3 separate regions of the Homo sapiens genome follow, and regions 1 and 3 are each linked to region 2. The links are chromatin loops, found by intact Hi-C in ENCODE. Cell type or tissue: endothelial cell of umbilical vein. All regions are shown on one strand.

Region 1 (8,000 bases), 71 kb before region 2:
CTGAGCTGCTCCAACTGAAATCAGAAACCGATGTGCGTGAGAGAGGTGTCCTTCAAAGAAAGGTATTTCCTTTGTGCAGCTCCAGTGCACACAGAATCCAAGGGGTTAACGTGAGAGCTGCTTTGAAAACAGAGGCGAAGGTCACTGGCGGCAACAGCAAAGACTTTTAAAGCCTGCCGTCCTGAGCCTTTCAGCCTGCCTTCCCCACCCAGGGGATTGTAAACATTGGCTCCCAGCCACCTCGTCCCAAAGCACAAAACTTCTCTGTGCTTTCAGCATATACATTTATGCTTTTTTATGGAAGTTGAAGCAGAGGCGCATTATTGCTGTGAGCCCAGAGAACATGTCTCTGTTCAATGAAAGGGGAGGAATCCTGTCCTGCCAGAATGTGAAAGCATGCAGATACGCTTATTTAGCGGGGCTTCACATGGAACTTAGCCGCTGCTCTTAGTCTGACTTTCTCAAGTCAAAAGAATGTGTAGAATGCTGTCACTTAATCAGAACCCAGAAGAGCTCTTTTATCTGCCATTTGTTTGTAACTTGCAATATTGTCCTTATCTCTTTGTCCTTTAGCTTGATCCAGTGCCCTCAGATATGAGAACTGGAAACATGAAAGCACTTATTACCTTGAGCATTGCTTCTTGATTTTTGTTGGTTTTTTTCTTTCTTTCTTTCTTTCTTTTTTTTTTTTTTACCTCAGGGTCCCTTAATCACCAACAAAGAAGCTATGAGACTTTTTCCCCCTAATTTCTGCCTTAGTCCTAGGATCATATTTGTTTGGTAATATTTAAAAGAAACCAAGATGATTTGTATATTTACACTGCCATTTATACCTGGTTCTTTAAAAGTCTATTATTGACATAACTTTGTATCATTATAACTTTCACTGATCATTTGCATGAAACAGAATGGAATTTCCAGAGATATCATGTGTAGCTTAAATTTCTCCCTCCCAAACTTTTTAATATGTCGTAGGAGGTTAATATCCTTCTGTCTATAAGTAATTTCAGTCATTTGAGATCATCTTTTTCTCTTTGGTAATTTCTAAAGACACGAACCAGAGATATATTTCAATAGGTAGGAACAGAAAAATTATATCCCATGTCATTCCTTTTTGCTGTGGTCTTTTTATATATATATAATTTTCTATTTCAGAGACAGACATGTCTTCTGAAATGGCCACTCTGAGCATATTTTGTAATAAATTTGGATGCTTACCTAATGAAGCGCAATCACTACACATTTCTGTTTGAACAATGATGCTTGATTCTGAAAAGAACACGAGACAGACAACAGCCTCTCCCATGTTACATGACATGCAGACATGATTGTTCTCTAGCCTGTAGCTACATTGATAAGTGATATGTGGCTTTGCCTTTTGCCACTCAGGCTAAATAACTCTTAAAGGTTCTTCACAGGCTCTTCTGGAATTCCAATTTTGCTTTATGGAATCACAAATTATATTGAGTAATTATTAATGTTCTTTCAGTTTTCCTCTTGGTTAAAGTTTGATTTCTGTAAATGTCAAGTTTCTGTGAACAGCATCACTGACCTGGATGTATTGGTACACAGTGCAATGTTCAGATGGTGTCACTGAGCATGTAGAATTTATTTATTCTAATTATAGGATTCTGGAGTTGGAAAGACTTTAGAAATAATCAAATGTGACTTCTTGATTTTGTAGTTGAGAAACTAGGGCCTAACAATATAAAATTACTTTTTTGCAAAGTAATAAATATACAAAGGTTATTTATAACTAATATCCAGAGGTATATCTGGATATAAATATTTATTTAAAACTAATATCCAGAGTATATCTGGAACAAAAACTCAGATTTCAAAATCTCAATCAAGGACTCTTTCCCTTAGTCCATCTAGTCACATACCCCCTATACTGTGTGGTGTTCACAGATGACTAAAGATGAGACTAATAAATGGCCGATATTTAGATCATCTTCAGCAAGTAGATGACCACATAAATGATTATGAACAGACGTTTTGTACACTGAGCATGAGGCAACATGGGGTCTTGGTCTTTACTTATTCCCAAGGGTACCTGGTAACTGACATTTCAACCATTCAGCTTATCAACTTGCCATACTCCAATTTCACTATAAACTTCTCACAATCTGTAAAATCCCCCTTTTCTCTTGCCTATTTAATGTGTAACAGTGACTTCACATGACAACAGTGAACTCTACATCAAAGCTGACAATATGACCAAAGCTATTCACAGAGGCTAATTCATAGCACTAACTGCTTTTATGACTGGAAAAGAAAGATTGACTGTAAATGTAAAAGCCTTCAATCCAAGTAGCACAAAAGAAAAAGAATTCTTTTCAACAAGCATCGATTGTATTTACATATTACTCATTATGAAAAATTAAAACATGTTAAAGTATATAATGATGAATTAATTAGAATATACCTGTATAAACTAGGATGCAGGAAAAGTTTAAAGCATAAATGAATAAATTAGAAAACAGATAATAAAATGGAAAAATAAACCTACCAGTTGGTCCTGAGAGTCACCTTCTAGATCACGCCAGCCCACTTTGCTACTAGGTAATAGAGCTTTTGAAAGAACTTGTGGCATATGAGACAGGATCACATAGGGCTGGGAGGGAGTGCTGATCAGGGTTTCTCTGTGAACTCAGCCCATATCCAGTTATTCTCAAGCCTAGGCACCCCCATTTCTTTCTCTACTTGTATCTCTTTCTCTTAACCCAGGTAAGAAAAACAAATACCTCCTATTTATACATGTTATAGGTTCACAGGTAAACAAAAGACAGGGAAAATAGTAACCTGCAAAAAAGAGAGTTTGGGCCTGTGCAAAACAGACATTCCTATTAATAATTTTCCACTATGCAGATTATGTTTATAGTTTGTTTGGTAGGTGAACCAAATATGGTAAAAATACCAACTGAGAAGGGTACAAGAAGTACCCCGTGAAGAGCAAAGATGAAAAAATATTGTGGATGTACCAGAGATGAAAGTGAGTAAAAATACTTGGTTTTCATTCAGAAAATTTTTCTCTCTCAATTTTTTCTTCTACACGAGGAAAATCAAAGAAAGGCTTAGTCCTGTGTAGTTCTGTTAAAAAATGAATTTATTGTAATATTCACAAGGAATTTGTGTTCCTAAGGTAGTTGTTTTTGTTTTTTGTTTTTTATTTTTGAGACACAGTCTTACTCCATAATTCAGGCTGGAGTGCAGTGGCATGATGATCACGGCTCACTACAGCCTCGACTTCACAGGCTCAGGTGATTTTCCCACCTCAGCCTCCAGAGTAGCCGGGACCACGGGCACGCACCACCACACCCAGCTAATTTTTTGTATTTTTAGTAGAGGCAGGGTTTTGCCATGTTGCCCAGGCTGGTCTCGAACTCCTGGGCTCAAGCAGTCTGCCCACCTCGGCCTCCCAAAGTGCTGGATTACAGGCATGAGCCGCTGTGCCCAGCCCAAGATAATTTTCATACTCTTCATAGGTAGCAGTTTCATAGCCTTAGAAATTCAGGCAGCAAGGTACTGTGATTGGTGTATATGGACTTATCTTTGGAGTAAAACAGGCACTCATCAGATAGTAGCTCTTGCTAATTAGCACATGGACTATTGAAATTCCTTCCTGTTAATGCCAATCAGTCAGATTTTGCTACAGAACACATTTTACAGAACTTTCTTTCTTTCTTTCTTTCTTTTTTGAGACGGAGTTTCACTCTTGTTCAGGCTGGAGTGCAATGGTGTGATCTCGACTCACCACAACCTCTGCCTCCTGGGTTCAAGCAATTCTCCTGCCTCAGCCTCCCAAATAACTGGGATTACAGGCATGTGCCACCATGCCTGGCTAATTTTGTATTTTAATAGAGATGGAGTTTCCCCATGTTGGTCAGGCTGGTTTTGAACTCCTGACTTCAGATGATCCGCCCACCTCGGCCTCCCAAAGTGCTGGGATTACCAGCGTGAGCCACCGCGCCCAGCCTACAGGGCTTTCATATGGGAAAGTTAATACTTTTCAGTCCTGTGGGTCTCTTTAAAGCAATAAGATGGCATCCTTCAGTTTACTCAGTGGTTGCTCTTGCTTTTACGCTTACATTTAATGAGTTTTAAAAGTACAGTTAAAGTACTTCCCTGTATTTGACATCTGTGTCTCAGTACTCAAATTTTCTTTTTTATCAAAGGCATTCTTTACATCTGAAGTCTTACATTTCTCCATATATACTTCAGTCTTTTCTTTGAAGAGGTTTACTCCCTCTGCTGGCTCTAACTGTGAAATGAAAGCACGTGTAATCTATATAGTTCTGATTACCAATCTGAGGGATTGCTTGCATATGATGGTATTGCCTTAGACTTTTTTCTAAAATGTAAAATTAAACTTTTGTTTGGCTCCCTCTGATTCTGAATAATAAAATTGCCCAAAAATCTAAGAAATATTTTATATTCCTTTTGAGAACAATATGAAATTCTATGAAACTAACAGTGATTTGATAATTAAGAAATTCTGGCATGCACATTTACAATATGTAATAGGTGCTCAATAAATATTAGTTTCTTGATTGCAGTCATATTTTTATTGTACATAGACATTGTGTGTGTACTTCATTGTAGGAGCAATAAATCACCCATTCTGTTTAATGAAGTCATCTGTGTTTCTGTAGCACTTTCTCAATGCCTTATTATACTTCCAGCCACACAGTATTACAGTTATTTCTTTTTACATTTGCCTAGCTTGACTATGAACTCTTCCAGGACAGACATGATATGTTATTTGTCTTTATAGTCTCAGCTTCTGTCTTGGTAGGTTGATTGCCCAGTAATTATTGATGAACTTCAACATTATACTACAATAAATGTCTTCTCATTTGCTGTACAGACAGCCAGAAAGTATAAGTAATTAGAATTTGTTCTGCACTCTACTTTTATCGTGAAAAAGTAATTGAAAGTAAATAAGATATTTATTCAGAAAAGCCACTACCTGAATGTGAGCATATCTGAACTAATAAAAATAGTATAGTTAATACAGATATATAGCAAGATGTCCTCACCATCTACATCTGTAATAATATATAGTGGTAATTGACTCCCATAATGGTTATACCAAAGCCCTGAAGGATTCTTAACTTTTACTTTCATTTTTAATGCAAAACCAGGTTTTCATATATTTTGCTTGCTTAAAGCAAGATATACTAGCTCTTATTTTTCTTACTAAATTACATGCATACATATATTTCAAATTTTATTTTAGATTATTTGTGCTCAACCCCATACGTTGTCATAGAGTAGTGCTTTTCAACTCGTTTTCCAAGGATCACTAATTCTGTAGAATGTTAATAGATGTTATGTGAGGGGGAGAAAGTCATTCAGCTTTGTAAATGCTGAATTAAATATTTCTTTTTGAACAAAGCTGGAGGCATCATGCTACCCAACTTCAAACTATACTACAGGGCTACGGTAACCAAAACATCATGGCACTGGTACAAAAACAGACACATAGACCAATGGAACAGAATAGAGAGCCCAGAAATAAAACCGCACACCTACAACTGTCTGATTTTTAACAAACCTAACAAAAACAAACAATAAGGAAAGGATTCCCTATTCAATAAACAGTGCTGGGATAACTGGCTAGCCATATGCAGAAGATTGAAACTGGACCCCTTCCTTATATACAAAAATTATCTCAAGGTGAATTAAAGACTTAAATGTAAAACCCAAAACTATAAAAACCCACAAAGACAACCTAGGCAATACCTTTCAGGACATAGGCACAGGCAAAGATTTCATGACAAAGACTCCAAAAGCAATTGCAACAGAAGCAAAAATGGACAAACGGAAGTTAACTAAACTAAAGAGCTTCTGCACAGCAAAAGAAACTATCATGTTTCTTTTGAGTAAACAGCCTACAGAATGGGAGAAAATTTTTGCAAACTGTGCATCCAACAAAGGTCTAATATGGAGCATCTATAAGAAACATACAAATTTACAAGGAAAAAAAACGATAAAAAAGTGGGCAAATGACATGAACAGACACTTTTCAAAAGAAGACGTACATGCAGCCAACAATCACGAAAAAAAGCTCAACATCACTGATCATTAGAGAAATGCAAATCAAAACCACAAGAGATATTATCTCACACCATCAGATTGCTATTATTAAAAAGTCAAAAATAACAGATGCTGGTGAGGTTGTGGAGAAAAAGGAATGCTTATACATTGTTGGTGGGAGTGTAAATTAGTTCAGCCTTTGTAGAAGACAGTGTGGCAATTCCTCAAAGACCTAAAGACAGAAGTACCATTCAATCCAGCAATCCCATTGCTGGGTATATACCCAAAGGAATATAAATCATTCTATTATAAAGACACATGCACGTGCATGTTCATTGCAGCACTATTCACAATAGCAAAGAATCATTTTCTTTATCATTCATGTATTTCTTTATGGGTATTTGGAATCAACCCAAATGACCATCAGTGATAGACTGGATAAAGAAAATGTGGTACATATACACCATGGAATACTATGCAGCTATAAAATAAATGAGATCATGTCCTTTGCTGGGACATGGCTGGAGCTGGAGGCCATTACCCTTAGCAAACTAACACAGGAACAGAAAACCAAATACTGCATGTTCTCACTTACAAGTAGTAGCTAAACGATGAGAACATGTGGACACATAGAAGGGAACAACATACACTGGGGCCTATTGGAGGGTGGAGGGTGCGAAGAAGGAAAGGATCAGGAAAAATAATGGATATTAAGCTTAACACCTGAGTGATGAAATAATCAGTACAATGAACCCCTGTGACGCACGTTTACCTGTAAAGCCTATGAGCCTTGTAAGGGCAAGAACCATACCCTAGAATTCACTGGCACTGAGTGTTGGCCACCAAGTAGCACTCTGCAAATGTTTGTTGACTTAAAAAAAATAATTCCTACACTAATTCAGAGTTTCTAAACTACAAGGAAAAAATGGCAGCATGTGTACACTGATTATTGTCCTTCAGCCTCCCTCCGCCAAAATAGTTGCTGTGGTTCCCCATTTTTAAATTCTGTGCGTGGGTGAATGGGAAGACTCACAACAAATGGAAATGTGACTGCGTGACCTCTTTAGAGGGAATGTGGTTTGCCCCTTAACTAAGCTACAGGGCTATAAACTGACAAATATGGTTCTATGTTTAGTGTATAATGATGTTTCAGAATTATGTCCATAGAAGAAATCTAGTAAAAACTACTATCCAACAGCTTCTAAAATGTTTACATTATTAATGTTCAAACAAACATTTCAGAATACTAAGTTCAGTTCTTTTTCAATGCCTAAATTGTCTAAGAACTCTGTGTGTGTGTGTGTGTGTGTGTGTGTGTGTGTGTGTGTGTGTGTGTGTGTGATGTATATGTAGTCTATACACCTCAAGAGGAGGACAAACAGATGCTTAAAGAGTTGGGAGTTTGCTAAGTCCGACATAGAAGGGACAAAAGTCAGAAAAAAAGCCTAATATTTTACAGTTGTCTTGAACTACTGAGTCACACAGTAGTTTAAGACAATTTAAAATGTTAGTCACAAATGACAGACACTATTTATTCTGTCATTACCAAGAAAGTCCAGTTAGTGCTTTAATAAATCCAGATTATATTATCCTTTTAGAATACAAATTATTCAGTCAAAAGTATAGAAAGTACCACTACACACTAATTCGAATGGTTGGGAATATCAACTGTTGGCCAAGATGCGGAGAAACTGTAACTCTCATACATTTCTGGTGGGAGTGTAAAATGGTTCAACCACTTGGAAAACTGGTAGTATCTACTAAACGTTTGCCTACTCCCTGTATATACCCAAGAGAAATGCATGCCTGTATCCAACAAGAGACATGTACAAAAATGTTCAAAGCAGAATGTTTATTTTACTATATCCAAAAACTAGAAATAACCATCAACAGAAAAAATTGCTAAACAAACTCTGGCATAATGATGCAATGGAATACTACACAGCAATGAAAGGGAG
Region 2 (8,000 bases):
ATATTAGTTTTATAGGACTGCTGCAACAAAATACCAGACTGGATTGCTTAACCAACAAAAGCTTATTTTCTCACAGTTCTGGAGGCTGGAAGTCCAAGATGAAGGTGTCAGCAGGTTTGGTTTCTTCTGAGGGCTCTCTTTTAGGCTTACCTTCTCATGGTTCTCACATGTTTATTTCTCTGTGTGCATGTGCACCCCTGATGTCTCTTTGTGTCCAAATGGCTTCTTCTTACAAGGAAAACAGTCAGATTTGATTAGGGCCCACCCTATCTTATTTTAATTACTTGTTTAAAGGCTCTATCTCCAAATACAGTTAAATTCGGAGATCTTGGGAGTTGGGCTTCAACATGAATTTGGGGGAAAAAAATTCAGCCCATCACCTTGCAATAAGTAAATTCTTTTCCACTGCATTTGGAAATCATTATTTTCAGGAATAGTAACATTCATAGAAAGTATGGTTGAGAAACGTTAAGGTGTGTTCTAACCACTGAAATGCTATGACTGCAGGATTCTCCATATATGGCCATATATAGTGAGTTCATTTATTGTGCACAGAAAATATTTAAGAGGTCAAGTTTAAGGCTGTATAATTTGATATATAATATAAAAAGAGATATGATACCTGATAATAGACTACAACTATTTTAGTACATTAATGTTGAAAATTACCTGTTTATGGCATTTGTTGAGGAAGGAATCAGGGAACGTTTACTTGTGTACCATAGGTGTATGCAAAATGAAATAAAATGTTTAGTAACTGCATCTGTCAGAGTAAAGCTCTATGGCAGGGATTTATAGGGAAACCTAGAGAAGTCTCCTCCCTCAAGGGGCTACTTGATCTTCTTGGAGAAATGCCAGAAATGTCACAAAATGACCTTTTTTAATTGCCAGTTAAATGCTCAATGTAGACAAGGAAGGCTGTGTGTTTGAAGCAGACACAATTGCCTCTAAAGCCCAGAGTTAAGATTTAGAACTTGTAATGGTTAGCTGCCATAATATTGGGAGGAAGAAAAGTGGTATAATTAGAAAAATAGACCCAGAGGTGGTTCACTGCAGCATTGAGGACAAATGAAAGGAGAGAGACCCATGAGGAAGTACTCTGATAGCAGAGTAGTATGGAAAAAGTGCTCTGAGAAATATCAAAGAATCTCACCTATTTATGGTTCGAGACTAGGATGGTGGTATGTTCCACCTTATCACGAAGTTAAGCAGATCTTTGAAACCTGGAACTGAATTTGACGGTAGCACTGTTGTAAGAATGACTGCAAACAGAATGCCCGTGATTGTAAAACATGGAATTCATCTACCACCAGGTATTCATGAGAGATCCTAACCCATACATGAAATGCAGGGAAAACCTTCACTTACCAAAGGAAAAATGTCTCAATTTTTTTTACTTCTTCCCAACCCATAAAGAATATTTTGCTTCCTGTGAAACAATGATAATGGCAAATATGATTGAAATGTAATCTGAGAACATTTCTTATTTAAAATGTATCTTTATTCTTTTAGGCCTCTTTTTCGTGGAAGTTCAGATGTTGATCAACTAGGAAAAATCTTGGAGTAAGTAATAATTATAATTTTACACCAGTGTCCATAGCATTAAAACATTTACAGTGACTTTCCTCTGACATGCATATCATGTGTTTATCTCTTGTCTTTCTTACTTCAAGCAGCTGCTGCAGACAGTGTTACTATTTGTGTGGTGAGTGGAGACATGGTAGAAGTGCCGTTTTATGCAGAGCCCTAACTGCTCTGCTCTGGAAGCTTGTATGTTGCTTGTGTGGATCTTTTTGCTGCTCCTCTTTCTTCGTGTGGCTGAGCTCCAGTTCTTTTAGTTCAAATACATTTTCTGCTTGTGGTCATTTCAAAAGCACCCACCATCAGAGATGGGATGCCTGGTGACCAAGTACCCATCCTTGTCCAGTGAGCTTCCTGTCCCCACTGAGTATCCTTGGTCACCCAGGTTGGTTCTGCGTTGTTTTGTTTTGTTTTCCTGGGCGAAGGATGGTATGCTACACATCTCATTTTTCTTTGGAGCACCAAAATAGAAAATGAGAACCCTAAGTCTTTGGCAAAATAACTCTGCAACTTTGAGAAAGTCATTTAAAACACCTCGTGAAGGGCTTACACAGTGCCTGGCACATAGTAAGCACTTTAAAAAGTTATCTATTACTGTTACTATTAGAGTTCATCATTAATTATTTAACCTTTTATTTCCTTAACTTCATCTGAGAAATGAAACTCTGACTTAAATTCTCTATAAGATCCTTTCTTGTGCTCAAATTCTTTGGTTTCAGTTACATCGCTCCTTGATGATTTACATAGTTTCATTCATGTCTGCATGTTCATGCATGTATGCATTCATGTTTCTAGAATGTAACTGGGGCACTTCTTCTGACAAAGCATGCAGTGTGGCATCCTTTTTTGGTTTTTTGTGTTTGAAAGGCCCATCCAAATTGGAGTGGAGTAGGAAAAAAGTGGGAGTTCTAGACCAAAAATAGCCCTGATCTTTGGTCTGTGACATTTTATAGGAATCCCAGTGATTTTTATGAAATTCGAAGTCTGTAAGACTGAAAAAAAAAAAAAAACCACCCCTAAAGAACAGATTTTCATATCAGCACTGTCTACTCAAGCGTGACTGCTTAAAACAGTTAATAAAACTGGAACCTGATTTTGTTCTTTTAGTGACTAGAAGCAGCTAGACTTCTGTTAATGCCAGTGCTACTGCTGAGTCAGAACATAGTAGCTTTAAGGCCTGAATAACATTTGCTAGTTTTTTATGCCTGGGGGCTTCCTGGGTCCAGGGCAGGTGATGCTACTGCTCCTACTACTGACCACTCTGTACAGTGGATAAATTCAACACAAAGCCTTCATGTTACCCCTGCTTCTGAATGGCAAGTTATTTAATCACTCGATGAACTCCCATCTATTTTTCCCCATGACTGTTGAATATATTTTGTGTGCATGTGATCATAAAGAGGAAACTAGGGAAAGCAGACATACTGATGACCTTCTGTTAAAAGGAAAGAGAATCTTGACTAAAGTCAGCTTGCCAGGACTTGAAAGCCATCACCTTCTTTCCCTTATTTATACTACCTGACAGTTGTGTCTACCTCCAGCACTGATGTCTGCAATCTTGTTAACATTGTTAGTGCCCCCTTAGTACATGAGGCCAGTGAAATGGACCAGAAGGAACATTTGACCGGCATGTTTGACCTGCTTCCAAAGAAAAGCCAGTTCTGCTTTTGGCAAAGTCCTGACAATCGTAGGTTGCCAACAGCAAAGAAGCTGTAGAGTTCTATGGTTTGTGCCTTTAGATTTTACTTTGTGGTTTCTGGCATTGTGTCATCAAAATTATGTTCTGTTTCCTCTGAATGCATTACCTTGCCAGAGAAAAGGGACAATGCTGCACCCTAGCGTCACTGCTGAAGTACTTGAAAAAATATTTCTGTCTCCTCCATCACTGCCATTTATAGATTTTGTGCCCTGTTGGGCTTGCCAATATAAATGTCAACTTTTAAGGCTTATATTCAGCAGTCCAAATAGTGGAATTAAGTGCAAGCATTTTTAATGGACCTATCAGAATTTCACAACACATATTTGGGCCATAAAAGTTCATTCTGGACATGAAACCAAATTTTTTTTAAGGAAAGCCATATTCACATACTCTTTTTTATTTTTTTCTTTGGAGACAAGGTCTTGCCCTGTTGTCCAGGCTGGAGTACAGTGGTGCGATCTTGGCTCACTGAAGCCTTGGCCTTCCGAGCTCAAGTAATCCTCCTATCTAAGCCTCCCAAGTAGCTGGGACTACAGGCACAGGGCACCACAACCAGCTAATTTTTATATTTTTTATAGAGATGGAGTTTCACCATGTTGCCCAGGCTGGTCTTGAACTCCTGGGGTCAAGTGGTCCACTTGCCTCGGCCTTCCAAACTGCTGGGATTACAGCCACCCCACCTGGTCCATGTTCACATACTCTTAAAGGGAAAAACATTTCTGTGTTTAGGAAGATTTAAGCCTTCAAGTAATAGCAAGTATTAAAAGTGAAACAATAGTTTTAGCCTGTGACATCTTAGAGCATTTTTAAGAATGATGTCATAGCTAAATGGAAATAAAATATTGGAATAGAGAGAACGGAACTCACTCTGGACTCTGTGACTGAGCTTGCTATCTGTGACTTTGGCAGTTCATTTTATTCCTCATTCTCAATTTCCCCATCTATAAAATGAGACTAATAACACCTGACTTACATGTCTTAGGAAATTATTACAGGAATCAGAGGAGGTGATAGACTTAAAGTTTTATATATATAGTTATGTGTTTGTTTAAAATTTTATATAAAATTATATAAAGTTATTTGTATATGTACACACATACAAACAGAGATGTGCTGTTCCTCTGAAGGCTTTTGGCATTCAGTTGATCATATACTTGCAAGATGTAATTAGATGTAGATACATTCAAAGCCACAAATAAAAAAGATTTTAAATATTTCTAGGAGTTATTAATATAATCAATTTCTAGCTGACTGGTGAATATACACAAAAATATTGATACACATAGACCTGACAACTAAAAAGGAATGAAAGGAAATTTTTAAAGCTCTCTAACAAGCATTTTTCATTCCCTCCTCTGCCCTGTCCCATTGTATCCAGACACTTACACGTGCATTTCTTTTCATAATTAATAGTGGTATTTTTGGTTTTTTTCTTTTTACTTCTATTGTAGGCTGTACTATTGAACAAATCTATATATTGCTCATTGTCATTTCTATTTATTGCTTCTAGTAAATATGTCCATGAATCTGTCTTTGCCTCAATAATGTAGCTCTCTCAGTATGCCTGATAGAGGCCGAATTACAGTGTCTTCCCCAGACACCCAGGCAGAGAAGCCATGATGACAGGGTTATCTTCCCAGCTGAAGTCTATGGCCTGGGCTCCGTGTAGGTGAGGGAAGGGGAAATGAAGTGCTACAGATCTTGAGACCTGTACCACATCTTCCTGAAATCTGGAAGTACATTCATAAGAACACCTCTTCCTGGGCCTTAGTCCCAACAAGTAGAGGCCAAGCAGAAGACCCTAATGTGGGCCAGCACAATTTCTAACTGTAGTTAAAATTATTTGTTCCAGTATTTGAATAGCTATGTACCCCGTCCACTAAACTATGATTTTATTTTTGGTTCAGAGTTATACAGTCTGTGTGAGAAAGAAGTCCCTGCATCCTCTGATTTTCTCTGTTCAAACCTACTTACGACCTATATGTAAACTATAAATAATATCTATACAATGTATAAGTTATGTAAGTCCATTGACCCATTAATTTTTTAAAGAATCTTAAGTTATACATAGATACAAGCAGTTCATATTTTAAGTGTGGTAGTGATGTATTTCCTATGCATCTTGTATTAATAACATTTTCTAATTATAATAATAGTAGGCAGTGTATTGATTGATAATTGACTGTGTGTGATGTATATCAGGTGCTGTGCTTTGTACTTTAAATTATAAATTTATATATTACTATAAATTCAAATAAAGTATAACTGATCCTCATTACAACTGTAAGTTATTATCATTGTATACATAAAGACACTAAGGGTCATAGATGTTAAGTAATTTGTCCTTACCTGCCAGTAAGTGGCAGGTGCAGGATTTGAACCCAAATCTGCCTATTTCCGAAGCCTGTGCTTATCACTTGCTGTTCTTTCCACATTTCTGATCCCAGAATGGTTTTCAGGGGAAATATAAATAATAGTCTTTTAATTTACTGTTTGCTCACTTTGGAATACCACAGACTTCCTTTTATAAAATCATGTTTGTATAATGCAGGACTAGCACGTTTTAGCCTCATTTTTCCTTCTGATTCTAATGTATATATTTAATATGTAGGGAATTGCTCTTTAACCAAAAATGCAACCAAATTGATATGTTAATAAACCATGTTGGATGAGCATCATAAAATCATGTCAATACTGGGGTGTTCGATCAAAACACAAAAAGCATTCTTGGACATAAAGGAAGATATGTACCAGTATGGGTCTCCTCTGAATACAATAAGTCCTGCTTTGTCACTAAGTCAGAGCTTACTGCCTGGTAATATATTTTCTATTTCTACATCATCCCTTACATTTAGTGTCTGCTACCAGAGCAATCTCTTATCTCCTCCCACTGAATTTTACAATTCTTCTGTGAGATTACCCTCTCCCCCATGGCCACCATATTGCAGTAGGACAGAGATAAACAGAGACCCTGCCAGTGATAAAGTGAAGGTCTCCTGGGACTCTGCCCCCCATGTCTCCCCCTTAGATTTTGCCTTTCTCTGGAAATTGATGAGAAAACAGCTTCTGCATAGTAGCTAATGCTTATGTCCATGTGTGGTTCTTTTGTAGCGTGATTGGACTCCCAGGAGAAGAAGACTGGCCTAGAGATGTTGCCCTTCCCAGGCAGGCTTTTCATTCAAAATCTGCCCAACCAATTGAGAAGTTTGTAACAGATATCGATGAACTAGGCAAAGACCTACTTCTGGTAAGTTTTTCTGATGTCAAGCTCGTCTGCACTGTGCCAGTGAGACACCTGCTCTACCCAGACTGGGTGGTGGGCACAAATATCAGTTCAGTAGCTGCTATAGGCATCACATGCCACAGCCACATGGAGCAGGAGGCAACAGTCCCTCCAGAGGTTTCATTTTCACACTTGTAGCAGCTGGTGGCTTTTGATTCTGGAATGTCTTTCTGATCCACATTTTTTTAAATCTGCCATCTTTGAATGTTTATTTCAATGCAGGTTTAGAAGCCTCTCGATTCACTTTGACATATGTTTCTTTAGAAGTAAATATTATGTTTCCTTTCTTACAGTTTCATGCTACTTTAAGTAATTTGTTTGTCATTTTAACGTGCCTTTTCTTAAACATTCACAACTTTGGGGAGATGTTTTTCCAAAAGAACTATATAGCAATACTTCTTCTAGTTGCTGATTTATTTAATAAGTATTTAGTGTGCCAGGGACATATAAAATACCTCACTGAAAATAAGGACTTCTGTGCTCTGAGACTCTTAATGCTCAACCATATACATAATTTCCTATACTTGGAGGCCAGAACAATAGGTAGAAAAGTGTACCTGTTGGGCTGTTCTTGATGTCTGAAACCCAGTGAGTAATGAGTGTCTGCTTTACCTCCTGAATTAACAGCCTTTGATATCTGCTTCTGCCCGTGGGTGAAGCACAGGTCTTCTCCATGTGTCTCATGCTGGGGCCCATGCCAGAGAGGCAGCAGCTCCCTGGGGCATGTTTTTCTCATGATAGAAGGTATCGATGCTCCAGAAGGGCAAGCAGAAATATGCAATGCCCCTGAAGGTCCATACTTGGAAGAAGTACCCGCCACTCTGCCCATGTTCCATTGGCCAAAGCAAGTTCCATGCCTAAGGCCAACTTGAATGGAGGAAAGAATGCTCCCCCTATGGTGAGAGGGGAGAGAAAAGAGGGAATATGTACTAAAAGTTATCCAATCTACCATAGTATCCAACTCTTGACTAAGTTGTGATTCCAAAAGCTCATTTTATAAGTAAACTATTTGGCAATTAAACTAAATTTTCTTGCAGAAACAATATTATTAACACAAAGTTTTTTAATTAACCCTCAACCTGGCAACCTTGTTCCTGAAGTAGAGCAATAATAGAACTTAAACACCTTTTTTTTAACCATATTTCTATAGGACAAAATGTATTAAGACTTCCAACGTGAGATTCTCCCACACCCCCACATTTGGCTAAGGTGTTCTCCTTCTCTCCACCCTCTTCCCAGCTTTAAGCCATCAGTGTAGCTGTGAGGAAAGGGCTTCCTCTCACATAATCCTCTAGAGACATGTCTCTGTATTGTGAATGTATTCCCACAGCTCTTTTCTCTTCTTTCCTATGTCCTGGAGATTAAATGCCACTACCTAATTTTCTCCTTCTTGGGCTCTGGGAAAAGAGAACTCAGGCTCAGGAATTTTGCCCCTGC
Region 3 (8,000 bases), 430 kb before region 2:
TGACTCTCTCTTTTTTTTTTTTTTTTTTTTTTTTTTTTTTTTTGAGACGGAGTCTCGCTCTGTCGCCCAGGCTGGACTGCGGACTGCAGTGGCGCAATCTCGGCTCACTGCAAGCTCCGCTTCCCGGGTTCACGCCATTCTCCTGCCTCAGCCTCCCGAGTAGCTGGGACTACAGGCGCCCGCCACCGCGCCCGGCTAATTTTTTGTATTTTTAGTAGAGACGGGGTTTCACCTTGTTAGCCAGGATGGTCTCGATCTCCTGACCTCATGATCCACCCGCCTCGGCCTCCCAAAGTGCTGGGATTACAGGCGTGAGCCACCGCGCCTGGCCGACAGGCTGACTCTCTTTTTAGGGTTTGATGCAGCTAGTGACTTGAAGTTGAAGCCAACGCTCATTTACCATTCCAACAACCCTAGAGCCCTTAAGAATTGTACTGTATCTACTCTGTCTGGGCTTTATAAATTGAACAGCAAAGTCTGAATGGCTGCACATCTGTTTATAGCATGGTTTGCTGAATAATTTTAAGCCTACTATTGAAACCTACTGCTCAGAATACAAAATTTCTTTCAAAACGTTACTGCTTATTGACAATGCACCTAGCCACCCAAGAGCTCTGATGGAGATATGCAAGGAGATTAGTGCTGTTTTCATGCCTAACACAACAGTCAGTCTGCAGCCCACAGATCAAGGACTAATTTTGACTTTCAAGTCATATTATTTAAGAAATATATTTTGTAGGGCTGTAACAGTCATAGATAGCGATTCCTCTAATGGAGCTGGGCAAAGCGATTTGAAACCTTCTGGAAAGAATTCACCATTCTAGATGCCACTAAGAAAGAATATATGTTATTCATGGGAGGAAGCTGAAATACCGGCATTAACAGGAATTTGGAAGAAGTTGATTCCAACCCTCATAGATGACTGAGGGGCTCAAAACTTCAGTGGAGGAAGTAACTGCCGATGGGGTGGAAACAGCAAGAAAACTAGATTTAGAAGTGGAGCCTGAAATGTGACTGAATTGCTATAAACTTATGATGAAACAGTTGAGGAGTCACTTCTTATGGATGAGCCAAAAAGTGGTTTCTTGAGATAGAATCTACTCCTGGTGAAGATGCTGTGAACACTGTCGAAATAACAACAAAGGATTTAGAATATTATTATACATAAAGTTAGTTGATAAAACAGCAGCTGGTTTAAAAGGATTGACCCAAATTTTGAAAGAAGTTCTACTGTGGGTAAAATGCTATCAAAGAGCATTGCAAGACAGAAATTTTTCATAAAAGGAATAGTCAATGGATGTAGCAAACTTCATTATCCTATTTTAACAAATTGCTACAGCCACCCCACCCTTCAACAGCCACCACTCTGAAGAGTCAGCAGCCATCAACATCGAGGCAAGACCCTCCACCAGTAAAATGATTACAATTCACTGAAGATTCGGATGGTTGCTGGCATTGTTTAGCAATAAAGTATTTTAATTTAAGTATATACATTGGTTTTTAGACAGAATGCTACTGTCTAAACCTGCACTATCTCTGAGGTATGCCTGTAATTGAAAAAGAAGCTCAAATATATTTCATCAAAATATGTTTTTAGTATTTAAAGTTTTAATATTTATGCTTAATACTTATCAAAATAATTATTATCTTGCTTTGACTAATTTTATACTACTAATAATAGTGCTAATAACTCAATACAGAATAAAATGTTTTACCTTTCAGTCTTTTAATCACAGAGAAAAAATGTTTTTTAAAATTTTGATTTATAGTCTATTATGGAGAAATATGAAGATGATTGAGAAAATATTTTCATACATTAAAGGAATGCATTGGGATAAAACTCTGTGGAGTGAAATGGAAATGTGAGTGTAAGGAGAAAAAGGAACAATGTAAAATTTGACTATTCCAATAGAGCATCTTCATGTTTCTTTATACTGATGGTGGTGCTGCCTCAATATCTGAACCACTGTATTTTAAAATATTAATATTTTAATAAAGCAAAAACTACATCATTTTCTACTATTGAAATTTAAAGTAAAAAATTTTTAATGTTATCCTGAAAATGTTCAAGGAGGCCAGGCACAGTGGCTCACACTTGTAATCTCAGGACTTTGGGAGGCCGAGGCAGGAGGATCACTTGACCTCCCAGGAGGTCAGGAGTTCAAGACCAGCCTGGGCAACATAGCAAGACCCCATCTCTACAAAAAATGTTTTTAAAAATTAGCTGGGTGTGATGGCATGTAGCTGTAGTCCTAGCTACTTGGGAGGCTCAGGTGGGAGGATCACTTGAACCCAGGAGTTTGAGGTTGCAGTGAGCTGTGATCACACCACTGCACTCCAACCTGGACAACATAGCAAGACCCTGTCTCTAAAATAAAATGTTTAAGGAATTACATAGTTTTTCAAGATTATTTTAGGAGATGCATAAGCAAATGAGTCACTTTACAGAAATTCTCACATATGTGTACATGAAGAAATGTAAAATAACATCATTCTAACATTGCTTGATGAAAGGAAAACTTGGGGAAAATACTCAATGTCCATCAACAGAAGAATAAGTTGGAAAAAATGTACATATATAATATTCCTATACAGGTATTAAAATGATCAGCCAGAAGTAGATGAATCAACATGAATGAATATCAAAAATATAATGTTAATGCAGCAGATATATTATTTATATAAACATTTTTTAATTTAAAACTGCTGAAATATATTGTTTAATTAGAAAATACAGAATAAAACCTTAAACCATGTATGGAATTAATAACCATCAAACTGATGAGAAAGATGAACTCTGGAGACAGAGGGAAATAGAATTGAGAAGAAATATACAGTCTTCAACTAAATCTGTAATGTTTTCTCCTTTTAAAAAATCTGAAGCACTTATAGCAGAAAGTTAGGTTTATTAAAATTTCATAAAGCTAAGGTGCGGGCACATAGGTCATCATATACTCATTTGTATATTTGAACTATTTCATAATAAAAATAGTATGAGATAAAATATAAAAGAAAACAGTGATACAATATATCCTAAAATGACAAAAGAAAGAATTTAAAAAATCAATCCAACAGATTATAGGGACAAAATACAAAGAAAAAAAAGGTGAATTAAAAACACAAAATAAGGTGGTGGAATATATCAGTGATTAATTAGAATTAGATCTGAGTTTAAATGTTGCCTCAGACAATGGCAGTAACACATAGAATCCATTAGATGGCAGTGTTACTTTATATTTATTCTCATTTTTCAGCACGGTGGGTTCACGACTCAATGGCATTCAACGAATTAGATTTCAGACTCAATTAGATGCCGTTTTAGGTTTGACTCAAACATCTAATAATGAGTAAATAATAATACCTATAGTAACATTTTTAATGTGCAATACAAATATAAATTTTTATTACACAATAATTTTTAAAATCTCTTTCTGCATATTTTCCATTAATTATTCTTTAACTTGCTAAAGCAATTTTGTGTTATTCTATAGGCCCTTCAAGAGGCAGGCAAGACAGAAAGCATTTCCTATTGCTTTGGGAAAAAAATAGGGTCTCTAAATTGTCTCTATACACATTTGCAATAAAGTTTGTGGCTCTTAGAAATACAGCCCTGTGACGTAAGCAATACATGGAATTAAAAGAGATCTTGAAAAACCATCTATTCTAACCCCCAGCATCTTGAAAATTGACAAATGGGGAACTAGTCTATTTTTAAAGATTTCAAGGAAGGAAATCATCAGTCAGAAAGTTCTTCTTCCCATCTAACCTAAATCCCTCCTGATGAAGTGTAATCCCATTTCCTGTAGTGTGGACCTTTCCAGTGAGGTTGAAGGACATCTGCGGTCCACAATCCTCATCTAAAGAATAACCCTTCACATCCCAGAATACGTGCATATTAGGCTCTTATGAACTATAACATGGATCTCAACAAGGCAGGTGTCTATGAGCAACTGTCAGTAAATTACTAATAGCCCAAATGTTATCATTAAGAGACTACCTCACAAAAGCCTGTTGTAAAGAGAGCCAACCTTGAAACAAACGGTTATGGAGTTATGACCTTGAAGTAAAGAGAGATGGGTTCTTATCTCCAGTAGCATTTTAGGTTACTTTAGGGGGTTCCATTAAATATAATCATGATTAAACACCTACTATGAGCAGGGTGCTTTCATTTTTTTTTTTTTTTTTTTTTTTTCTTAGGCAGGATCTCACTCTGTCACCCAGGCTGGAGTGCCACTGCACGATCATGGCTCACTGCAGCCTCAACCTCCTGGACTCAAGCCATCCTCCTGCCTCAGCTTCTGGAGTAGCTGGGAACACAAGCATGCGCCGCCACACCCAGGTTTGTTTGTTTGTTTTGTACAGACAGGGTCACATTATGTTGCCCAGGCTGATCTCGAACTCCTGGGTTCAAGGGATCCTTCCACCCCATCCTCCCAAAGTGCTGGGATAACAGGGGTGAACCTGGCCAATTAATTCTTTATAATACTCAAAGTCCTGGCCAATTAATTATTTGTAATCCTCACAAAAGGCCTGCAAGTTAGGAGTTGTTATTATCATCGTTACTATTATGATTCTAACTATTTTCCAAATAAGGAAACTGAGGCTCAAGAAAGTTAATTAGTTTGCCCAAAGCAAACAGCTGTTAGGAGACAGAGCTGGCTTTCATTCTTGCCTGACTCCAAGGCTGTACAGGTACAGTACACCACTGTTCTTCAAGTTCTTCTGGCTTTAAAGTGATAGGATAAATATATATATATAATTTATTTATTTATGGGGTGGGGGGAGGGAGTTTTGTCCTCCAAGTCATTGTTCCTCCTTTAACATTAACGAGATTAACTGAAAGTTAACATTGTGTGTGATGATATGTGATGATCACTGATTCCGTTTCTAGCCTGGGGACAGAAGTACTCAGATATAAGGAAGTAATAACCTGAAGGTAAAGATCAGTATACATAAAAATGTTACCAAGGGAAGTTGTGGAATCGACTACTCTGTCTTTAAAAATAAGAAATATTCACTACCTTCTCAAGGTGCAGAGATCAAATCTATGGTCCATAGACTAGAAGGATCATTCTGCCAAGCCCTGAGCAATTCAGAACATTGACGATTAGATTGTCTTTGCTTCTGCATTTCAGAGACCTGCAGTCTCCCTTCCTGTTTCCTTCCTCTCCTTCCCCTCCCAGCTCTTCCTTTCCTTTCTCTCCCCTCCCCTCTCTTTCCTTCCTCCCTTCTGTTTTTTCTTCTTCCTTCCTTTTTCTTCCTTCCTTCACTTTCCTTTTCCTTCATTTCCTTTTGTCTTTTTCTTCTTCTTTTATTTTCTTTCTCTCTTTCTTTCTTTTTTAAAGACAGGGTCTCACTCTGTCACCTAGGCTAGAGTACAGTGGTGAGATCCCATCTGCAGCCTCCACCTCCTTGACTCAGGCGATCCTCCAATCTCAGCCTTCGAAGGAGTAGCTGGGACTACAGGTGCAAGCCATTCTTTTCTTTTTTAAATTACAAAACAACCACACATCCATTGAGAAGACAAATCAAACAATATAGGCATATAGAAAGCAAAAAAAAAAAAAAAATGAAAGTTCTCACCACCTCTCCACACCCTCTCTCCAGGTGGTAACCACTGATAAAAGTTTAATGTGTATCCTTCGGGTCATTTTCTATGCATTCACAAAGAAAAAGGAAGGAGAAAAGCAGAGAAAAAGAAGAGAGAATGGAGGAAGTTATTTCAAAACAGATAATATCGTGTGCATTTTGTTCTGCAGCCTGCTTCTTTCAAACAAGACTGTCTTATAGACATCTAATATTTATATTTTCTTTTACCAGCTGCACAGTATTTGTTAGCATAGAGGTGCCATAGTTTGTTAACTCTTCCCCTGTCAGTAGACATTTAGCAGTCTCTAGTTTGCTCCTGTTCCAAGATATACTACGGTGGAATTTTTGTCCACGTATCTTTATACATTTAATGTGAATATTTCTGTGGAACAGGTGTCAGCAAGGGGGGTTGCTGGGTCAAAGGTAAGAGCAATTTGAGTTTTCACAGGCATTGTTAAATTGTCTTCCTAAGTGTCTAGGAAGTTATGCTTCTACCAGTTATTAGTTTAGCTTTCTTTTAAACATTTTACATAAATAGAAACTATTATTATTTTCACAAAACAGACAAATGGGAGTAATGACTAGAAAGTATACAAAGGCTTCAGGATCTTCATTTAAGAATACTTTTCACTCCCTTTTATCAATGTTTTGCGACATTGTTGCTTTTTCTCAAGGGGAAATAGTGGCATTCATGAGGTTTGTTTCTTGGCTTTGTGGGGAGGGGGGTGCTAAAATTAACATACAGTGAAAGTCACAAATCTTAAGTATACATACAAGTCAATGAGTTTTGGTAAATGTAACAGAGGATATTTCTATCACCTCAGAAAATTCCCATATACTCTCTTCAATAAATCCCAGTTTCCATGAATACCCTCCTGCACATATTTTTGTGGACACATTTTCTGTTCCTTTGGCTAAGTTTATAGGAGTAGAAATGCTGAGTGATAAGTGTTCTATGTTTAACTTCATAAGAAATTACCAAACAGTACCATTTTATATATTTATCAGCACTGTACAAAATTTCTAGGGGTTCCACAGTCTCACCAACATTTGATATAAAATGATATATTATTATAGTTTTAATTTTTATGTCCCTGATGATTAATGATATTTGAGCATTTATTCTTGTACATATCTTTTGAGAAGTATCTGTCCAAGCATTTTGTCTATCTATTACACTTCTTATTTGTTTTTCCAATTATTGACTTGTAAGAGTTATTTATGTATTCTCTATATAAATCCTTTGTAGGATATGGGTATTATAAATATTTTCTCACAGTCTATGGCTTACTGTTTTTAATTAATGGGTCCAATATTGTCCTATGTTTTCTTTTAGTAACTTTCAACTTTTAGGTTTTAGGTTCAGATCTGTAATAATCCGTCTGATTAATTTCTGTATATTATGTGAGGTAGAAGCTGAGGATCATTTTTACTCTATGTTTACCCAATTTTTCCAGTACTGTCATAAAGACATAAGTCACCCTTATTTTATTATTTTAATGTCTATAGCAGGGGTCCCCAATCCCCAGGCCACAGACAGGTACTGGTGCGTGGCCTCTTAGAACCTGGGCCACACAGCAGAAGGTGTGCAGTGAGCGAGCAAGCATTACTGCCTGAGCTCCGCCCCCTGTCAGATCAGCGGTGGTATTAAATTCTCATAGGAGCACTAACCCTATTGTGAACTGTGCATGCAAGGGATCTAGGCGTATGCCCCTTATCAGAATTGAATACCTGATGATCTGAGGTGGAAGAGTTTCATCCCGAAACCACCCACTCCCCAATCATTTCATGGAAAAATTGTCTTCCACAAAACTGGTCCCTGGTGCCAAAAAGGTTGGAGACTGCTGGTCTATAGGCGCTACAGTTTTATTTTATTCCTGATATTAGTAATTTCTGCTTCTATTTTTTTTCTTGAATCAGCTTTGCTGGGAGTTTATAAATTTTATTACTCTTTCCAAAGAAACAACTTGTCAGCAAACTTTCGCAAGGACAAAAAACCAAACACCGCATGTTCTCACTCATAGGTGGGAATTGAACAATGAGAACACACGGACACAGGAAGGGGAACATTACGCACCGGTACCTGTTGTGGGGTGAGGGGAGCGGGGAGGGATAGCATTAGGAGATATACCTAATGTTAAATGACGAGTTAATGGGTGCAGCACACCAACATGGCACATGTATACATACGTAACTAACCTGCACGTTGTGCACATGTACCCTAAAACTTAAAGTATAATAAAAAAATAAAATAAATAAAAAAGATATATAAGATAATATCACCAAAAAAAGAAACAACTTGTGTCTTTTGTTAATTTTCTTTATTCTTTTCTATTGCATTGATTTCTACTTTTACATTTATTATTTCTATTATTTACATATATATGGTTTAACTGAGTTTAATTTGTTCT

Evidence for each region. Peaks named below come from ENCODE experiments on the same cell type or tissue, not always from the same donor. Only the 100,000 strongest peaks of a DNase experiment are listed, where the experiment ranks them.
Region 1: it touches region 2 in a loop (6-fold over the local background); 61 of 110 quality-filtered maps call a loop at or near these places.
Region 3: a loop joins it to region 2, with 14 times the contacts of the local background. A loop is called at or near these places in 96 of 110 quality-filtered maps.

What each region holds. Positions count from the first base shown.
Region 1 is chr7:92,687,965-92,695,964 of GRCh38, reverse strand. The region is part of intron 4 of CDK6 (cyclin dependent kinase 6); the gene reads left to right. Among named protein-coding and RNA genes, the nearest start is that of FAM133B, 100 kb to the right of the region's middle. RefSeq lists an enhancer at 1-565. In endothelial cell of umbilical vein, a CTCF peak has its summit at 4,245 (motif pointing left); DNase peaks (open chromatin) are centred at 104 and 4,254; H3K4me3 peaks cover 464 bases; H3K27ac peaks cover 942 bases.
Region 2 is chr7:92,616,599-92,624,598 of GRCh38, reverse strand. CDK6 (cyclin dependent kinase 6) reads left to right here. Exons shown (of 8, transcript NM_001145306.2): 6 at 1,513-1,563; 7 at 6,392-6,527. Among named protein-coding and RNA genes, the nearest start is that of FAM133B, 30 kb to the right of the region's middle. In endothelial cell of umbilical vein, a CTCF peak has its summit at 3,421; a DNase peak (open chromatin) is centred at 3,398; H3K27ac peaks cover 619 bases.
Region 3 is chr7:93,051,034-93,059,033 of GRCh38, reverse strand. No RefSeq gene overlaps it. Among named protein-coding and RNA genes, the nearest start is that of SAMD9, 63 kb to the left of the region's middle. In endothelial cell of umbilical vein, a CTCF peak has its summit at 3,196 (motif pointing right); a DNase peak (open chromatin) is centred at 3,253.